3 separate regions of the Homo sapiens genome follow, and all the other regions are linked to region 1. A link is a loop called in an ENCODE intact Hi-C map of the cell type or tissue named here. Cell type or tissue: endothelial cell of umbilical vein. All regions are shown on one strand. Each heading gives the region's core, and the rest is flanking DNA. Links, peaks and the distances in the headings are about the cores only. Region 1 has its middle 14 kb from the start of ALCAM. Region 2 has its middle 74 kb from the start of ALCAM. Region 3 has its middle 92 kb from the start of ALCAM.

Region 1 (6,258 bases), core at 602-5,601:
CCACTCCCATCCCTTTGACTGGGTTACTCCCACTCATATTTCAAGACCCACCTCACATGTCAAATTGTCTGTTAAGCCTTTCCTGATTCCCCTAGGCAGTGTTAGTCACTGCTGCCACTGTATTTCTACAGCTTTAGCACTTACCTCTTTGATACATTTATCTGTTTACAAGTCTGACTCCTCCACTAAAACAGTGACTCCTTAGAAGGGATGTACCACAAGTCTGGAGTCAGACTGTCTGGTTTACAACCCCCTGCATCAACACATGTTAGATGTGTGCATTTGAGGAAGCTTCTTAGCTTCTTTAATCCTCAGTTTTCTCACCTACAAAATGGAGCTAATATGCTGCTGATCTCAGATAATCCTTATATTATTGAAATGACAAAACACATGTAAAGCTCCTACGTCAATGTCCGGCATATATTAAGGACTTAGTTAATATTACAAAAAATGGTGATGATAAAGATGGCTATAATGGAAGAGATAGTAAGGCAGTGGGAGGAGAGAAGGTGATGCAATAGAAACCTCATTTATGTTTTTAGCACCTTGGCCTCTTCTCAATGTCTAGCCCATAGTAAGTGCTCAATGCATGTTTGCTGAATGAATGCTTGTGTGATACAACTTTACAACACAGCCAAAATGTCAAATTCCAGCTCTTTTCTCATATCTGATTCAAGGAAGTTGAATTAACTTTTTGGATGCCAGAAACTCAAGTTCTAACAAAGAGGAGAAATTAGATGAGGAAAAAAGAAGAGGGGGGAGAGAAAATGGCAACAGCTGGGTTGGAGGTGCAGAATATAAGTATATAAGTCAAACTAACCTCCTTCACAGCTTTGCCTCAGCATTTTACATGGTTTTACTGCTGGGGACTGAAATAGGCTTTAAAGAAAAGAGTGAAGATGTGCGGATTCCAAATCTAGAGAGCAGCTCCACCATAGGGACCAACCCAGGGTCTAAAGACAGTCAAAGCCAAATTCCTTTGATGTTCTCTGAGAGCCTGCAGGCAAAATAGCAACTCAGCAAGGGTTTGGAATGCAAGTGGCATGGAATGAAAATGTGTGTTCCTGTTACAGGGCCAAGGAAGGGAAGGACAAACCTCACCTATTAAAGAAATCCCTGGACTGGAAAGGACTGGAACATTGGGAGTGGAAGTCCACATTAGCGGAATAGTATGTTCTGAAGGCATTTGAGCAGATGAAAACCTGATACACGAGACATAAAACCTGAGGAAAATTATTTCATGGGAACGGTAAAAATGGTGGAGAGGGTAAATTGGGCAAGGGAGAAGAACGGAGGAGAGGGAGAGGGAAGTGCTGCTGAACTTATTTCAAAGAAGAAGAAGAAAAAAAATGATCTCTTGTTTTTCATTAAATAATGGATGCTCTCCAGGCCAGCCAGAGTCGCGGCTGATTCTGTTTTGCGCTCAGTGGAGGAAAAATCAAACCAAACCAAAACATAAAACAAAACGGGAAAAGATGAGCGTTTCCTTTTCCTCCTCCCTTCCTCCAACCGAGTTCTTCCTTCAGCCCCAGGGCCCGCGAGGGGGAGGTCTTTTTCCTTTGCTGCCCGAGGTTTGCGTCCTTCCGGGGCCCAGCAGCCCGAGATGCGTTTGGTCCCGAAACCCGACAGGCGGGGAAGCGGGCTCAGTCTCTCCCTCCTGGTTTTCTCTCTCCTCTTCTCTCCGCTGCTCTTCTCAGTGGGCACTTGCTCTGTCGTGCGTCTCCGCACCCGGCGGTTCGGAGCAAGGGCCATTGATACTTCTGGGGGATTGGGAGGGTCCCAAATGGTACACCAATCCTTCCTCTACAAGGAACCGTGTCTTTATGAGCGGAGAGTGATTTCGATGGCCGAGGACCCTTGTCCTGCATCCCGCGGAGCTGACCCAGGACCGCTGGGTGGGCGGCGCTCTAGCTCTGGATGCGCTGTCTCGGAGCTTTCCCGGAGGAGGCTGAGGCGACACCGGCCCCCGGGTAAACTATGGCTCCTGCCTTGTGTAGAGGAGATCTTGGTGAGGTTGTGGTTCCCGCAGATCGTCCTGGGATTCTGTTCCTCCAAGTGAAAGGCCAAAGCCCTGCCTTGTTAATAAATCATAAGCCGCTGACTCATTTCAGGGAAGTGGACAGACTGACTTAGGTAGATGAGTGTCACAAATATGTTAAACAAAATTAGCAAATACAGGCCGGTCTCTTGCCATTATCACTGGCAAGATGAAGTCCAAGGTTTTCCCATATATTTTTCTGGGGATATTCCTGGTACCTTCCACCCCAATAAACGTATATTATAAATGGCACTGTATTCTTGATAGTGTTGTTTAGAAACGATGATTGCACTTAAATCAATAATATGAACCTACCAAAATTAAATACAACTGTTTCTAGTTAAAAAGAAATCCACAGCAATCAAGAATGCATAAGTTCGCAAATTCTGATAATAGAATTGCTCCTCTAGAAACTGTGGACAGGGTTGTGAAATGCATGACTACAGCTGAGTGGATTGCACAGCGAAAGGCCTGTTCAAGTCTGAGGGCTTCTGGGGGATTGTTTTGTATGTAGGTGAGAACGCTGATCTCTGCACAATTGATACATAGAAAGTTATTGAATTGATGTGGGAAACAAAATCATAAGAAATCCTTTGGCAATATCTGAAAGGTAGCATTTAATTCTCTGTCATTCAAGAAAAAGGAGCAGTTCAGCTTTCAAAATGTATCCACATTATACAGTCAGCCAAAAAAGTATAATCCCCATTCAAGCTATTAGAGTACAACATAGGGTGACAGTGGGATTTTTAGCTTGGTTAAAGCAAATAAAATACTGTAGAAGGAATGAAATCAAACTTGTTGAAACTTGGATTTGCAGAAATATAAGGCAGCTTGGAGAAGATGAATACAGGTGGAAAATGACCTTTTGATTATGTTCAGGAAGGCATTAGAATGTCAGGAGAAATGCTGGAAAGGAGATTTATTGCCGTAAGCACAGTTGACAAGTTCCATTTTGTCGAGTCTCTTGGATGGAGGAAGGAAACCAGCATTTCAGGAGGTGATTAAAAGAGCCCTGCAAAGTCTTCAGTAATCCAGGGAGACCCAAATACAGAAGAATTCTGTTGCCCCTAGTCTGTTTAGAGACTCGAAGAACCCTACTATTGGGTTTCCACCACAGATATGCTTATTCCTTGTCAGAATGTTTGTACTAGATACATTGTATGACTTATAAGATGGACTGGACCAACATATGTGTGTATCTTTCTTTCTTTCAATAGAAAATTTCTTCCCTCTCTTCTTCCTTCTTTCTTTTTGTCTGTATTTGTATTTTTACATATGTGTGTATATATATATATATATACACACACATCTGTGACTATATATGTATATATATATAAATATATGTGTGTGTATACACACACACACACATGCACACACACACACACACACACACACATATATATTCAGAGACCCAGAGAAGAAGAGGGGATCGAAAATATAAATTATTTTTTGTGATAAGATGAAGCTACATGTATATACTCTTTTACATTTTGAAGACTGCATTCATATTCAATGACTCATTAGAGACACACATCCACATTTTTGTGGCCAACAGGTCTAATATTAGAATTCCCATTTTAAAGATGAGGAAATGAGGATAAAATAAGAGAAGTGATGTGTCTAATGCCCTTTTCATTTTGCTACAAGACCTTTCACAATACTTGTGATTCATAAGCATGAACTAAATCCACATGAGCCTCAACACATCCCCCTTTCATGACCATTTTCCTTCTCTTCTTTTTAATTTGCATATTTGGTTAAAATCCTATACGATTTCAATAATTCTCCATATATACCAACTTTCTTTGCTTTATTTTTCTCATTAGCCCTTATGACTATTTAGCATACCTTAAATTTTACATGTTCATCTTTTTTGTGTGTTGCCTTTCTGCCACAGAAAATACACTCAAAAAATATAGGAAATTATTTTTAGGGGTAATTATTTTTAGGAGTAGGGGAATACTATTTTCTGCTGTGTCTCCAGTGTCTAGAAAAATGCTTCACAAATAGTAAACACTCCATAAATATTTGTTAAATCAAGCCGTTCATGAATGACTCCTTACAAATTGTCCATTTGGATCTAATTACCATCTTTCTGCGAATGCTTTCTGTAAGGAAAGAGTGGTATTAATTACTTGCAAGAAAAATAATGAAAGTAAGCTCATTGCAAGACTCTTGATACTTGATGGGGGAAATGAAATTCTTTCTTTGTTTTCCTTAGTTCTTTCTGACTATTAACAAAATGCAGTGTTTGGAACCTCATATGACATGGCCAAATGATGCCTCTGCTAAGGCAAGAAAAATTTTTATGAGTCTCATGTCTTTACTGCCTTCTACTCCTCATCACCTTGCTCTCACGTGTATATAAACTTCAGGCAATATCCCTTGTCTACGATCAGCCAGGAATGTATTTTCCCTGGACCAGTGCCTTGCACATACAATCTTTCCAGACTTTTCCCTTCCTTATTAAGTTTTACCTGTCCCTTTTCCCATTTCTTCCACTGTCTACTTTCGTTACTGTTTTAGCTTCCAAGATAATATATTTCAATTTTGTTGGAATCAAGTAGCCTCAGAATTGGATGGACACACAGTACGGCTTCTCTCCCAGTACAGCAAATCTTTTTTACAGGATTGACAAGTGAGAAGCAGTGTGGGTGAGAACTCTCTCTCTGAACACAAGATAGATGTGCTTTCTGCCTTTTACAAAGGCAATTATTTAACCTTTTAAACTTCAAACTCTTTATGTAGAGAATAATGACAAAGTAGTTCTCATCTTCTAGGGCTGCTGTGAGGGTTAAATGGGAAAATGCAGGCAGAGTGCATGGAATATTCCTTGTCAGTAGTAAGCACTAATACATATTAGCTAATACCAGTAACATCCTTGATAAATTATCTTTCAGATTCCATTTCAGTGCCATCAGTATTGGGGAAGGAGACCACTACTTTCCTGAGTTAATCAGTTCTTTTTAAGACAAATTCTCCAACTGCTATTAAGATTCTTTTTAATAGACTTAGTCTATTTCCTTATAACTTCTGTCCATTGGTTCTTGGTGTTTACTTAGAGAAATATAGACAAAATATGTGTCACCTCTTTGATAGGGCAATGTTTAAAATTTTTAAACACAATTATTATGGCCTATCAACGTCTACTCGATTGCATTCTAAGATTTCCCAGTCACATCAACTGTTGTATATGTATACACACACACACACACACACACACACACACACACACACAGTGGTTTCCCACCCTGACACCAACCTGACTGCTCCTCTTGTGATAAACTCCAGTTTGCCTATGTACCTCTTCAAGAGTAGCATTGAAATTTGATGCAAGAGCCTAATTGTTATCTAATTAGTACAAGCCACAGGGGAGATATTATCTCTCGAGTTCTGGACATTGTATTCTTAATGGAGGCTGAGATTTCATTAGATTTCTTAGCAACCTTGTCACGTTGTTGGGGGCATGTCTAGCTTGTTAACCAAAAGTTAGAACTCCATGTCTCTTTCATATGAATCACTGATGAACTAGCCTGTTCTGTACATGAGTAACTAAGAATGTGTCTAACACCAATGTCTAGCATTTATTCCCACTAAATCTCACTAAGGAAACTTCTGGAGATGATACCTTCAACCTGCTCTTCACAAACTTCATTTTTCCCTTCTCAATACTGATGAATGATGGTATTCACATAAACTACAAATGCTCATAGGCACACCCATGATTATTTGGAATTCCCATCTGCCAGTTGTAACTCCACCCTTTACTCTTCTGTGGAAAAAAGCATATCAGAACTTAAGTGAGTCAACTAATGAACTAAATTCAAAAGGTAATGGCCTAAAGCTTTTTGAAGAACTTAGGTGAAAATCTTTATTATATTGGGGAAGAAAATAATTTCTTATGCATTGTCAAAACAAGAAAGAAAGCACAAAAAATAAAAGAAGAATCTAACACATTTGACTTCATTAGGATAAAAACCTCACCAAGATATCATAAAGAGAATGAAAGATATTTGCAAAAAATGTAATGGACAGAAGACTAGCCCTTTCACCCAAATTATAAAGAACTCTTCTAAATTACTAAGGAAAAGACAATCAAATAGATAAATGGCCCAAAGACTTAAACATGTGCTTCATAGAAGAAGAAATCAAATCGAGCAAAAATCACATGAAAAAGATTAGCAGTCAGGGAAATGTAACTTAACACTCAATGAGATAGC
Region 2 (6,258 bases), core at 784-5,783, 60 kb after region 1:
TGTATACCGGAGCTGTTCCTATTCGGCCATCTTGGCTTCTCCCATTAGAGGAATTCTTTACCTCTGATATCATGATACCTAGAATTTTCAAGTGGCTTTGTTTATAGTTCCTATGTCTCTATGGAAATTACCTCTCTGTTCATACATGTTGTCCTCCCCCAACTAGATGTTTTAAAGTGTCCTTTGCAGTTATTTTAACACTTCTGTTTGATAGTTCCAATGTTTGCATAGTTTCTTGGTTTGGTTCTGTTGTTTTTTTGTAGGAATGAGTAATTTTTCTTTCTTTTTTTTTTTTTGGTGTGTGTTTCACAGTTATTGACTGTATGTCACCTTTTTTGTAAAAAAAAAAAAAAAAAGGATAAAAGATATAACAAAGGATATAGCATTTGCCTGGAAATCAGCATACCTTTGCAAGTGGCAGATTGTTGTTGCTTTTTTTTAACTTTTAAGTTCAGGCATCTATGTGTAGAATGTGCAGGTTTATTACATAGGTAACCGTGTATCATGGGGGTTTGTTGTACAGATTATTTCATCACACATATATTAAGCCTAGTATCCATTAGTCATTTTTTCTGAGCCTCTTTCTCCTCCTACCCTCTGCCCTCTGGTGGGCCCCAGTGTGGATTTTTCCCCTTCATGTGTCCATGTGTTCTCATTGTTCAGCTCCCACTTAGAAATGAGAACATGTAGTATTTGGTTTTCTGTTCCTGTGTTAGTTTGCTAAGGATAATGGCCTACAACTCCATTCATGTCCCTGCAAAGGACATGACCTTGTCCCTTTTTATGGCTGCACAGTATTCCATGGCGTATATGTACCACATTTTCTCTATCCCGTCTGTCATTGATTGGCATTTAGGTTGATTCCATGTCTTTACTATTGTGAATAGTGCTGTTGTTGCTTCTTAATCATTTGTTCTGAGGCCCATGGTAGTGATGCAAAAGTTTCTCAGTCAAGTCTTGGTCTTAGGCTGTCACTGTATTCTTGGACTTAAGGGTTAACACATTGTCAACATTTTTGCACATTCTCTCTCCTCTTCAACCCCTATAGCAGCTGAACTCTGTTTTGCATCATGGAAGGCCTTGCACAGGAACAAATTTTCTACCCCTTTCCTAACATTAGTGGCACTCTGCTTTGTATCTATGCGGAATCCTTGACCCAAGCAGTTTCCTATCCTTCTGCAGTAGTAGAGGCTTTTCCTTCTATTCCTCCTTCACAGGAAGCATACCTTCGGGTGGGACCAGTAGCAGATCTTTCAGCTCTTTCCTCAGTTGCAATTGGCTCTTGCTTATACTCCTCCCTCAAAAGCAGCAAATATTTCCCTTGTTCCCAGGAGTTGAAAGGATTTCCTGTCTTTCCAGCAGCAGTCTATGCTTTTGCTTTTTTTGAGAGAAGAGACTGGAAAGCAGGTGAGATTTTGTGCCTGTGTGCCACTGAGAAAGCCTTTCTCTGGCCTTTGGCTCTGTCCCTAACCTTTCTTACGAACGTCCTGTGGATTCTGGAAAAGAGCTGGTGAGTAGGTGCAAACTTCTGAGGCTTATAGGCATTGTAAACTTTCATGCTAACCATGCTTCACTCTTATATAATCATTATAATTTCAGCAGTTTTTTCTTACCCATTTTTCATGGTTACTACCTCTTCTTTCCACATTCTGTGAAAAGAAAACTTCCTATGTTATATCACTGCTTACAGGGATTCGCCAACCTTGAAATTTGATTCATGTAGTTGGCTTGCAATCTCAACTCTCTGATGGGCTCAAGAATAGTTTTGATGATAGAGAGAATCCTGCTCTTTTTTCTTATTAGAGGAGCAACATTGTTCTTTTGTAGCTTTCCATGCCCCAGGCATAGTGAAATTTACCATGTTCTGTTCTTGAAATAAGTTTTCAGTATAAATTATATCTCATTTTGTATGCTGTGCTCTATAAAATTTTAGTTATATCATTATTTGACAAATTTCATCATGCCTTGAATAATTGATATGTATAAATAATATTCATAGGATAACTTTTTTTGAAATAACTTTAAACTTTATCATTTGTGCAAATGTGTGTTTTTAAATATGTTGTTTTCCTTCAAAGTGAAGAACATTCTCCCAAGAATTCCCATTCATTGTCAATTCAATAGTTATTGAGCAGTATGTGCCAGGGATTATGCTAGGAACTTTTATAGTATATGTATTTTATATAAACATCAGCTTCTGAATGAAATTTTGTTTTGGATGATATATTTTGACTGTTTGTGTTTGTTAGGAGAAAAGAAGCACATGAATGGCCAGAGATGCATTTAACTGTGAATAATGAGAAACTGCATTCTAGGATCCTATCATGTGTCTCTAAAAATCCTTTTTTTAATTCGAAAGAAGATCAGTTTATTTTGTAATGCTTCTTAAGAGTAAGGAGTGAATAATTTGAAAGCTGATAATTAATAAAGTTTGAACTACCTGGATTTTAATAACTTCTAGCAGAGCTGTTCCATTTATTAATGTGAGTACTTGATATCTGATTTTATTGTTATTTTTAATGAAAAAATGTTTTTTGCCCCACAAGTTCCTGTGTTAACTGTTATGACAGGTTACACAAATAATGACTCAGATTTTATCTTCAATAAGCCTGCTTTCTGGGAATGACTATAAAATAGATACATTAAAAATTTAAAAAAGGAAGTTTTATAACAATAGTACTGTTAAGTAGTTATATAGATTCAGAGAAAGCAAAGATAACTGGAAAGAAAAAAAGTTTTGTGGAGGTGGTGGCACTTGAGCTCCACTTGAAAGCTGGACAGGATTTGGAATATGTAAGAATGGGTGAGACAGGAGAGGTGCGAGATGTTTAAAAAGACGAAAGTGCTTGGCCTATTAGCAAGGCAAGCTGTAAGGCAATTTTAATAACCTAAGCTGGAAAACTGTGTTGTACTTAAATAATGGAGAATTTTGTATGTTAGGCTAAGTTTCTGGAATTAATATCATAGGCTATTGGAGACTTTGGAGCACAGAAATAATATAATCAGGGTTCAGTTTCAGGATGATTAACTTTGGTAGCAATGTGGACTGAAAGGAGGAGAGATTGGAAGTGTTGGGAACAGTCGTTGGCTGTATATACATCACAAGAAAGAGGTGAACAACGTTTGACTATCGTACGGAGAGTGAAGTGAGAGAAACACGTATAAAAATATTTTAGAGATAGAATCTGGCAATTAGTATTTGCTTAATACAAACTAAAAAAATAGTGTTCTGTCAGGTGTTGTGACTAATGCATAATGATCCAGAAGAATCAAGGAACTTATGATATGCTACATCACATATTTGTACATAAAGGTAATACAAAGCAGAATGTGATTAGAAACTTTAAAAGGTTACATAGAACTATAAGGATGCGAGTTGGAGAACACTCATATATCTCATCTTCCTTCAAACTCCCGTTGGAAAAATATATAAATTAAGAAAAATAATAAAGCCCAAATTACTAAAAAAAAGAAAGGAAGCCAGAAGACAGTAGAAATCTTGGAAAATAGAATTTGGAATACAGAACCAGTAGGGAAAACCATTCAGGAAACACAATAACCTGAAGCATTAGAGGTGTGAGCTATTATTTCCAAGGTTGCCCAAGAGGAAAACCTAGTGCTGTCAGCTTTACCATTTATGAGTGAGTCCTGTTAAGGAAATAGACGTACACAACTCTAAATGAAATATGTGCCATCTATCTATTCCCATTAACAGCCCTTGATGCATCAGTATGAACAAACTCTTGGGGAATATTCATAGCATAAATAAGAATATTCAAGTAATTCCTTGGAAGAGGTAGGAGAGAACTTAAAATCATCTGGGAGATTTGAGAATGTATTTCAGTAGTAAAACTAGAAAAGACTGCAATGAGAATGAAGCAGAAAATATAAAGAGGTCTTTGAAATTAAAAATTTGGTTACCAATATTAAAAATACAATTAATGAATAGATGCAATAATAGACTGATTAGGGCTAATGACCAAACTGGTAATCTGGAAGTTAAAACGAAGGAAATCTCTCATAACATAGGTGAAAATGCCAAAGAGCAGGAAAATATGAGAGAAGGGTAATACGCTAATGAGGATGTTCTACAGGGCCAACATCTTGCTTGTAAGTATTCCAAAATCAGGGAAAAAAGGCAATGTAGGGGTAAGCATGGTTTTTATAATTAAAGAAATGTCTCCCATTAATCCTAAAATTTTTAACCATAAAAATATTTCTTGAAAATATAGCCTGGAAACATGAAAAAAAAGTGAATGCAAGATTAACTTGGACTTCAGATTAGGAAACTGACTTCTGATTGTCACTTGGAAAAAGCAAAGAAAAATAAAACAACAGAATTAACTGATCAACAATGGAACAGGAAATAGCGGAGAGTTGTGGAGGGAAAGATGTGCAAGGCAAACAGAAGAAGGAGTTAAAGCAAACAGGGAGTTTAAGTTCTTGGAAGAATAGTGGAAAGTCAGGAGAAGGAGCTGGGGTTATAAAATAGAACCGTAGCTAACATCTCCATTGCTTCTTTTATGGTTTTCCCAAAGTGTTCCCAATTGGCTGATTCTGTGTTGTTACTAAAAAGTCTCACAACGAACCATGAAAATTAAACATATTTTATTTTTAAAATTATATGAGTATTTCATAAAGTTGTCTATGTGGTAAATTATAATCCTTGCCACCCACAGGTAGCCACTGCTATTTTTAGTGTCCTTTTAAAAAAATAAATTGTCTTTACTGATGCCATGTATCCTGCTTTTTACACAATCACATTTTTAATTGTTATGAACCCCCTCAACAAACTTAATATGTAATGTCTGTATGATATTCCATTTCACATATACTACATAATTGGGATAGCTGACTTCTAACTTAAACAACGATTAGTTGGATCAGAAAATGATGAATGTTCATTATCAGAAAAAATCGAGTTGAAAAATTTGTTGTTAACTACTGAGATATTAAAACCATAATTTGCGAATTTTAGGAAAAGTTGAGTGTCTCTGTGTGAGTGATCACTTACAGATAAGAACATTATGTGTTAACCCTGTAAAACTTAGAAAATGATCTTGATAGTTTTAAAAACATTTGACTGCTTTAGGTTAGGTTGCACCAACTCAGTCTCACTATTTTTCTGATCCAAGGTTACGTGCTAGTAGACTTGTCTTTCTGATTTTTGTATCCTCTGCTTTTGGCAGTAAAGCAATTTGATAGAGAAACGTTGGCTTGATTTTGCCCTAACCAACTTCAAATCCCAATTCCCTAATTACCTGAAAACCCATAGTAATTCATTTAACAGGTATTACATTGTTTCCAGTTTCAGAATATAAATAAAATTACTCTGAATATTTGTGTGTGTAAGTCCTTATTAAGCTATTAGTTTACGTCACAAGAAAATATTCATAAAAAAAGGTTTTGTCAAAGTTGTTATACATTTGCTGATCATTTTCTTTAAAAATATATATACCAGATTTTCTTCTAGGGTTTTTATAATTTTGTGTTTTACATTTAAGTAAATCTTGATTTAATTTTTGTATAAGGTGTCAGGAAGGGGTCCAGTTTCAATTTTCTGCATATGGCTGCCTGGTTCTCCCAGCACCACTTATTAAATAGGGAATCCTTTCCCCATTACTTGTTTTTTGTCAGGTTTGTCGAAGATCAGATGGTTGTAGATGTGTGGTCTTATTTTTGAGATCTCTCTTCTGTTCCATTAGTCTGTGTGACTGTTTTTGTATCTGTACCATGCTGCTTTAGTTACTGTAGCCTTGTAGCATAGTTTGAAGTTAGGTAACATGATGCCTCCAGCTTTGTTCTTTTTGCTTAGAATTGTCTTGGCTATACGAGCTCTTTTTTGGTTCCATATAAATTTTAAAGTAGTTTTTTATAATTCTGTGAAGAATATTAATAGTAGTTTAACGGGAATAGCCCAGGAATACCATTTGACCCAGCAATCTCATTACTGGGCATATAGTCAAAGGAACACACATCATTCTATTATAAAGATACATGCATATGTACGTTTATTACAGCAATATTCACAAAAGCAAAGACATGGAATCAACCCAGATGCCCATCAATGATAGAAAGGATAAAGCAAATGTGGTACATATACACCATGGAATACTATGCAGCCATAAGAAGGAACAAGATTGTGTCCTTTGCAGGGACATGGAGGGAGTGAGAAGCCATTACACGGTAACATAAAATCAAACACTGCATGTTCGCATTTATCAGTGGGAGCTGAACAATGAGAACACATGGACACAG
Region 3 (6,258 bases), core at 779-5,778, 78 kb after region 1:
GGAGGACTTTACTTCCAAGAAGAAAGTCTGACTCATGGCTACAACATAGAAAGGCTGCCTGTGTCTCCAACCTACTGGTCTGCCCTAAAGATTTTAAATTTATGACTGTAACATCAGCTCCTGTGTGAGTTGCTAGCCTGCCAGCTGCTCTGTAGATTTCAAACTCGAGACTACAACATTATTCTCGCCTGAGTTTACAGCCTGTTGTCCTGCCTATGGATTTGGGAGTTGTCAACTCCCACAATCACATGAGCCAGTTCCGTAAAATCTACATCTATCTATCTATCATCTGTCTATCTATCTATCTATCATCTGTCTATGTATGTATGTATGTATGTATGTATGTATGTATGTATCTATCTATCTATCTATCTATCTATCTATCTATCATCTATCAGTTATCCGTCTTATCATCCTATTTGTTGTGATTCTCTGGAGAACTCTGATACATGTACTAAAAGTTCCTTTATCCTAGAGATGTTGTGCACATTAAATGAAAATAACATATGTAAGTGTGATGCAAATTGTGTATTTTAGTGCACACAACAAATAATTTAACTCAAATTGGCATACGCAATAAATGTATGTTTATGTTGTAGATTATCATTTTAAAAGATGGGTCTGCCAATACATACTCCACAATTGGTGTGCTGCACCCATTAACTCGTCATTTAACATTAGGTGTATCTCACAATGCCCTTCTTGTAATGTGATATTGACCACTTCCATGGAAATATGGAAGTTTATATTTCCTTTCCCTAAAAAGTGGATACACTTCTCCAAGTAAGAGATGCAACAGAATGAAGCAGAGGAAATCTTACTTGAATTTTGATTAGGTCATAATAGGCAACATAGCTTTCTCTCTCTCTCTCTCTCTCTCTCTCTCTCTCTTTCCCTCCCCCCTCTTTCTCTCCCTCTCTCCCTTGCCTCCCTCCTCTCTCTCTGCATGCTTTCTTTTGGAACCTAGCTACCATGGTGAGACAAAGCCTATTCCACATGGAGAAGCCATGTGTAGGTGTTTCAGCCAGTGATCCCAGCTAGTTCCCCAACTGTCAGCCAGCATCATTGTCCAAATGCACATGTGAATAAACTTCAAATGACTCCAGCTCACAGATATCAAGCTTTGAGTGTTTCAGCTGAGGCCCTCTAATTATGAATCAGATAAGTTATCCCATGGTGTGCAGTCTGAATTTGGACTTATTGAAAACATAAGAGATAATAAATGCTTATTATTATTTTAATAAGTTTTAGGACAATTTGTTATTCAGCAATACATAATGAATACAATTTGCTTTACTGAAAAAAATCAAAAGGTAATATCAAAGATTGGCTATATTTCTCAGCAATTATTTTTCTAAATTCTGGCATCCTTTGTGTCTTGGCTTTATTCACTCATAGAAGAAAATAGCTACATTTGTTCCACTGTTTCACATCTGTATAATATATAGTTCAGAGCAAAGAGGTCACTTTTGTTCAAACATTCCCAGGAGAGAGCCTGACATTAAATATCATCTTGAATCCCATGGACACCCCTCAAATAATCTTGGTATTCAGGAATTTGTAATGTAATTATTGTCATATCTTGATATATTTAGCTCCTCCTCAGAATTGCAAAAATTTTCAAACCTATATCAAGAATTCTCAGGAAAAAAAGAATGGATACTGCGGAAGCTACTACGGATTTGCACCATAAGCATTTGGCATAATATTTCATATATGGAGTTTCTTTTACATGATGGTGATTTTTATTACTTTCTTCTTGAGTTTCTCAAGTATTGGGTCAAGTATTTTCTTATGTATTACCTTGGTATTCATCAGTTACCAAATCTTTTTATTGCTATCTCATTCAAAAGATAAAAACAATGCCATTATCCTCCAATCTTTGCACCTTTAATTTTAAGGCTATTTTTATAAAGCCTAGTAAATGTGCCTATCTCTAACTGAATTAGTTACAACATTCATAGGCTATGTTTAAAATTAAGCCATTCTATACATTCTTTCTGGGAATTGTCTTCAGAATACTTAGCAATGTTGTGTGGCAGCATATGTTTAATGTTGTAAAAGCAGAATTATTTTAGCAAAGATCTGGAACAGTTCTTTAAATTTACAAAAGGTACACCTTACATTGGTCCTAGAATAGCATCTAATAAGTTTAGAAGGAAGATAAGTTGGGGTAAATAACATAAATGCTGTAAGATATGTGGAGTTAGTAGTAAGACTATTTCACAAATTGTGTTCTGAAGAACTTTAGTTTCATGGGAAAAATATTTAGAGGTTAAATATGTTTGGAAATTGCAATGCACTGTATTCCACTTCTAGAAATTTAGAATCCAGATTAACATATTAAAGGCTTCAGAAGTTCTATAGTAAAGGAATTGTTTAATTTTACTAGCCTAGCTTTTCCCAAACAGGTTTGGGAAGAAAAAATGGATCACTTCTGTTTAAGAGATAGTCATCATTAAAGATGGAAATAACATTGTGATGTGTACTAGGGAGTCATATGATAAAATATGATTTATTACTAAAAAAATGAGCCTCAAAGCAAGAAGTTGGTAGTTGAAACCTTAGAGTAGTGAAAGAGGTGAAGGAATGTAGGCAATGTGAATGTCAACTTAAAATAGCAATCTCTAGTTTCAGCTAAGAAGGATTAAACCCACTCCACCCTATTTCTTCCACTGAAAACAACTAAAATTCCTGGACAGATTACACAAGGCAACTATCTGATGACTCTGAAAAGTAAATAATACCAGACAGATTTACTAGAGAAATCAAAATCTGAAAAATGAGCAATACAGTGGTAAGTTTCCTGGATTTGTTTTGTTTTCTTTTGTTGAGACACAAGTTTTGCCATGTTACTCAGGCTAGTTTGGAACACCTCACCTCAAGTGATCCTCCCCCTGCAGCTTCACAAAGCACTGGGATTATAGACATGAGCCATCACCATGTTTCCTGGTTTGTTTTGTTTTTCTTTCCCATATCTCTGGGTTTAGATTTTAGGTGCCCTAAACCATGGAATTTCACTTTGTGCACTGACAAAGAAAGCTCCAAGAAAAATCCTCTTTCATAGCAGAGGACTGGGAAATGGGCTTCTCTGAGATAGAAAATGTACATGTAGGAAAAATTACCATAATTCTTCTTTCCCTTTTTACTCCTCTAGCTCTGACTGGAGGCAAGCCCCATTTATGAAGGTGCATTCCTGTGTTGGCAGGGTGACAGCAGCAGTTGCATAGGTGCTTAAAATTCTGAGAGAAAATTCTCTCTCACCAGATGAATTTGGAAAAGAAATATACATGTTCTGAAGAGTGTCAAGGGAATACCATTATTTTTATTCTCTTTTTTACTCACTACTTTGTCCAGAGGATGATTCAGACATAAGAAGTGTGGACAACATAATGAGTCTGTAGCCAGGGTCTAGGAAAAGAGCCCCTGGAAACCAGAGAGTGTGAGGTAAACTATAGAGAAGAGATAACTGAATATTTTAAATTTATGTATGAAGACTTAGGCTAATCCTTGGGCTGCACTGTGCAACTGAAACAAAGAACCATAGAAATGCTTAGATAATTAAATTATGGTGTACACCACTGCCCAGGTCCCAGGCTTGTCCCTAGGTGATACACGTTGGAAGTGGGCTTGCAAAGCAGCTTACAAAAGCTAAGCTGATATTGGAACCACAACTCACAGAAGGCAGTGATTTGGGAATTATAACCTGAATCTAACTAGTTTGATTGCATGCTAACACAAAAAACAAACTAACAATATTCTCTAGAGGCTTTTTATAGTACTTAGAGTCCCACTATATGTAAAATGTTCCAGAATTATTTGACATACAAAGAACCAGAAAAGCCTTAATTCTCTTAAAAGATGATTATCATATGCCAACCCCAAGATGGCCCTAAGTTTGGAATTAGTCACACCATTTTAGTCCATGAAGTAAGACAAACCCTCTTGAAATGAATGGAAAGGTGAACGTTCTCAGCAAAGAGATAAGCACTACAAATAATCATATGACAATTTTAGACTTAAGAAGATGCAAAAAGAAAAGAAATGTTTATTAGAGGCTCTCAGTGTATATGAGAGAGTGTATATTTTGAATTTGAATATAGGTCAATACAAATTATTCAAATTGTATAGGAAAGAAAAAAATAGCATAGGAATAAACTGAGTCTTGAAGACTTGTGGAACAATATTAAAAGGTCTAACATTGATGTCATTGGAGATTGAGGAGAGAGGAAAGAGCCCGGTGCAAAAAATAAAAGAAATACTATTTTAAAACATCTCACATTAAATAAAGGACATAAAAAATTTACAGAATCAAGAGGCTCAATGAACCCCAGCAATATAAGCAAAAAATAAAATCCTATATACATAAAAATCAACTGATGAAAACAAAAGATAAATAAAAAATTAGTAGTCATTGAGACCAGAAGAGAGTGAAACAATATTTTTAACATGATAAATACAAATAATTGTCAACCCAGAATTCCATAACCAGTAAAAACATCTGTTAAGAATGAAGGTGAAATAAAGACTTTATTAAATGAAAGAAAACTAAGGTAATTCATTGGCAGCAGACCTTCTCTAAAGAAAAAAAGCTAAATATCTTTTGGCTGAAGAAAAATAATAAAAACATAAAAATTAAAGAATGAAGGAAGAGCAGTAGAAATAATACATGTATGAGTAAATATAATCCCTATTTCTATTCTCTTTAGTTTCTTAAACTATTTATAATGCTTGAGAGCAAAAACATCATATTGTATAATGGAGTTTACAATTGTGTGTGTGTGTGTGTGTGCCTGCTCATTTGCGTATGTGTGTATATACACATACATAGACACACACACACACACATATATATGTGATTCATATACATTAGTTTTCTATTGTTGTCATAAAATTACTACAACTTTGGTAACTTAAATAATACAGATTTATTATCTTATAGTTCTGTACATCAGAAGTCTGACATGCGTCTCACTAGGCTAAAACCATGGTTTTGGTTGTATTCTTTCATGGAGCCTGTACAAAACTATTTTCTTGCTCACTCAGGGTGCTAACAGAATTCAGCTTATTGTGATTGTAAGACTGAAGTCCCTATTTCTCCTTTTGATGTCAGGTAAGAGCTGTTCCCGGCTTCTAGAGGATGTCTACATTCTTTGGATCATGGTCCCTTTCTGTCATCTTCAAAGTCAGCAACAGTGAGTCAGGTCCCTCTCACACTTCAAATCTTCCTCTTTCTTTTTTTTCATTACATCTCTTTGACAGCAGCCAGGAAAGGATCTCAACTTTTAAGGATGCATGTGATTAGACTGAGCCCATCCAAACAATCTGGGATAAGATTTAGGTCTTTGTTTTAGTCTATTTGGGTTGCTATAACAAAATGCCCCAGACTTGGTAATTACAAATAATACAAGTTTATTTCTCACATATCTGGAGGCTTGAAAGTTCAAGATCAAGGTGCTGGCAGATTTAGTGTGTGCCGAAGCATTGTTCTCAGGGTGCTTGGATCCAGGATGCTTCCAAGATGGCACCTCGTTGCTGCATCCTCCGGAGAAGAAGACAAACGATGTGTCCTCACACTGTGGAAGAACAGAAAAGCAAAAAGGGACAAATGCTGTGTCCTCACATGGAAAAAGAAACGGAAGTCCCAGGCAGCTTTCAAAGGTCTCCTTTATAAAGGAACTAATCCCATTGGTGAAGGCAGATCCCTCATGACCTAGTCACCTCCCAAAAGCCCCACCTCTTAATACTATCTTCTTGGGGTTGAAGTTCTAACATATAAATTTTGGAGGGACATTTACATTCAAACCACAGTAGTCCTTAACTTTAATCACACTCACAGAGATCCTTTTGCCTTGTAAGTTTACTTATTAATAGGTTTTGAGATTCAGGGTGTGAATATTTTTTTGTGTTGGGGAGGGGGCATTATACTGCCTACTACCTCATAGGAAATTACAGCATAAAGGGAGAGAGGTTAACAGGACCTATATGGTTATAAGATTTTTATCATTTACTTGAAATTGTAAATATTAATTTTAATAGACTAATAAGTTATACATATATATTGTAATTCCTAGAGCAATCACTAAGTTATATATAACACACACACACACTCACACACACATGAAAAATGGTTATAGGTAAGTTAAAATAAAATATGTATCAGATATCTACTGCTTCATAATAAATTATTCCAAAATTTAATGGTTTAAGACTGCACACATTTGTTATCTTACCATCAAGAAATCTATCCAGGTTGGA

Evidence for each region. Peaks named below come from ENCODE experiments on the same cell type or tissue, not always from the same donor. Only the 100,000 strongest peaks of a DNase experiment are listed, where the experiment ranks them.
Region 2: a loop joins it to region 1, with 2.3 times the contacts of the local background. A loop is called at or near these places in 3 of 110 quality-filtered maps.
Region 3: it touches region 1 in a loop (2.3-fold over the local background); 6 of 110 quality-filtered maps call a loop at or near these places.

The regions. Positions count from the first base shown.
Region 1 is chr3:105,349,397-105,355,654 of GRCh38, reverse strand. No RefSeq gene overlaps it. Among named protein-coding and RNA genes, the nearest start is that of ALCAM, 14 kb to the left of the region's middle. RefSeq lists enhancers at 1,691-1,840, 1,881-1,970, 1,559-2,377. In endothelial cell of umbilical vein, for the core only: no CTCF peak of the experiment used is centred there; a DNase peak (open chromatin) is centred at 3,674; H3K4me3 peaks cover 740 bases; H3K27ac peaks cover 3,081 bases.
Region 2 is chr3:105,290,009-105,296,266 of GRCh38, reverse strand. No RefSeq gene overlaps it. Among named protein-coding and RNA genes, the nearest start is that of ALCAM, 74 kb to the left of the region's middle. In endothelial cell of umbilical vein, for the core only: no CTCF peak of the experiment used is centred there; a DNase peak (open chromatin) is centred at 2,666; H3K27ac peaks cover 302 bases.
Region 3 is chr3:105,271,673-105,277,930 of GRCh38, reverse strand. No RefSeq gene overlaps it. Among named protein-coding and RNA genes, the nearest start is that of ALCAM, 92 kb to the left of the region's middle. In endothelial cell of umbilical vein, for the core only: no CTCF peak of the experiment used is centred there; a DNase peak (open chromatin) is centred at 2,820.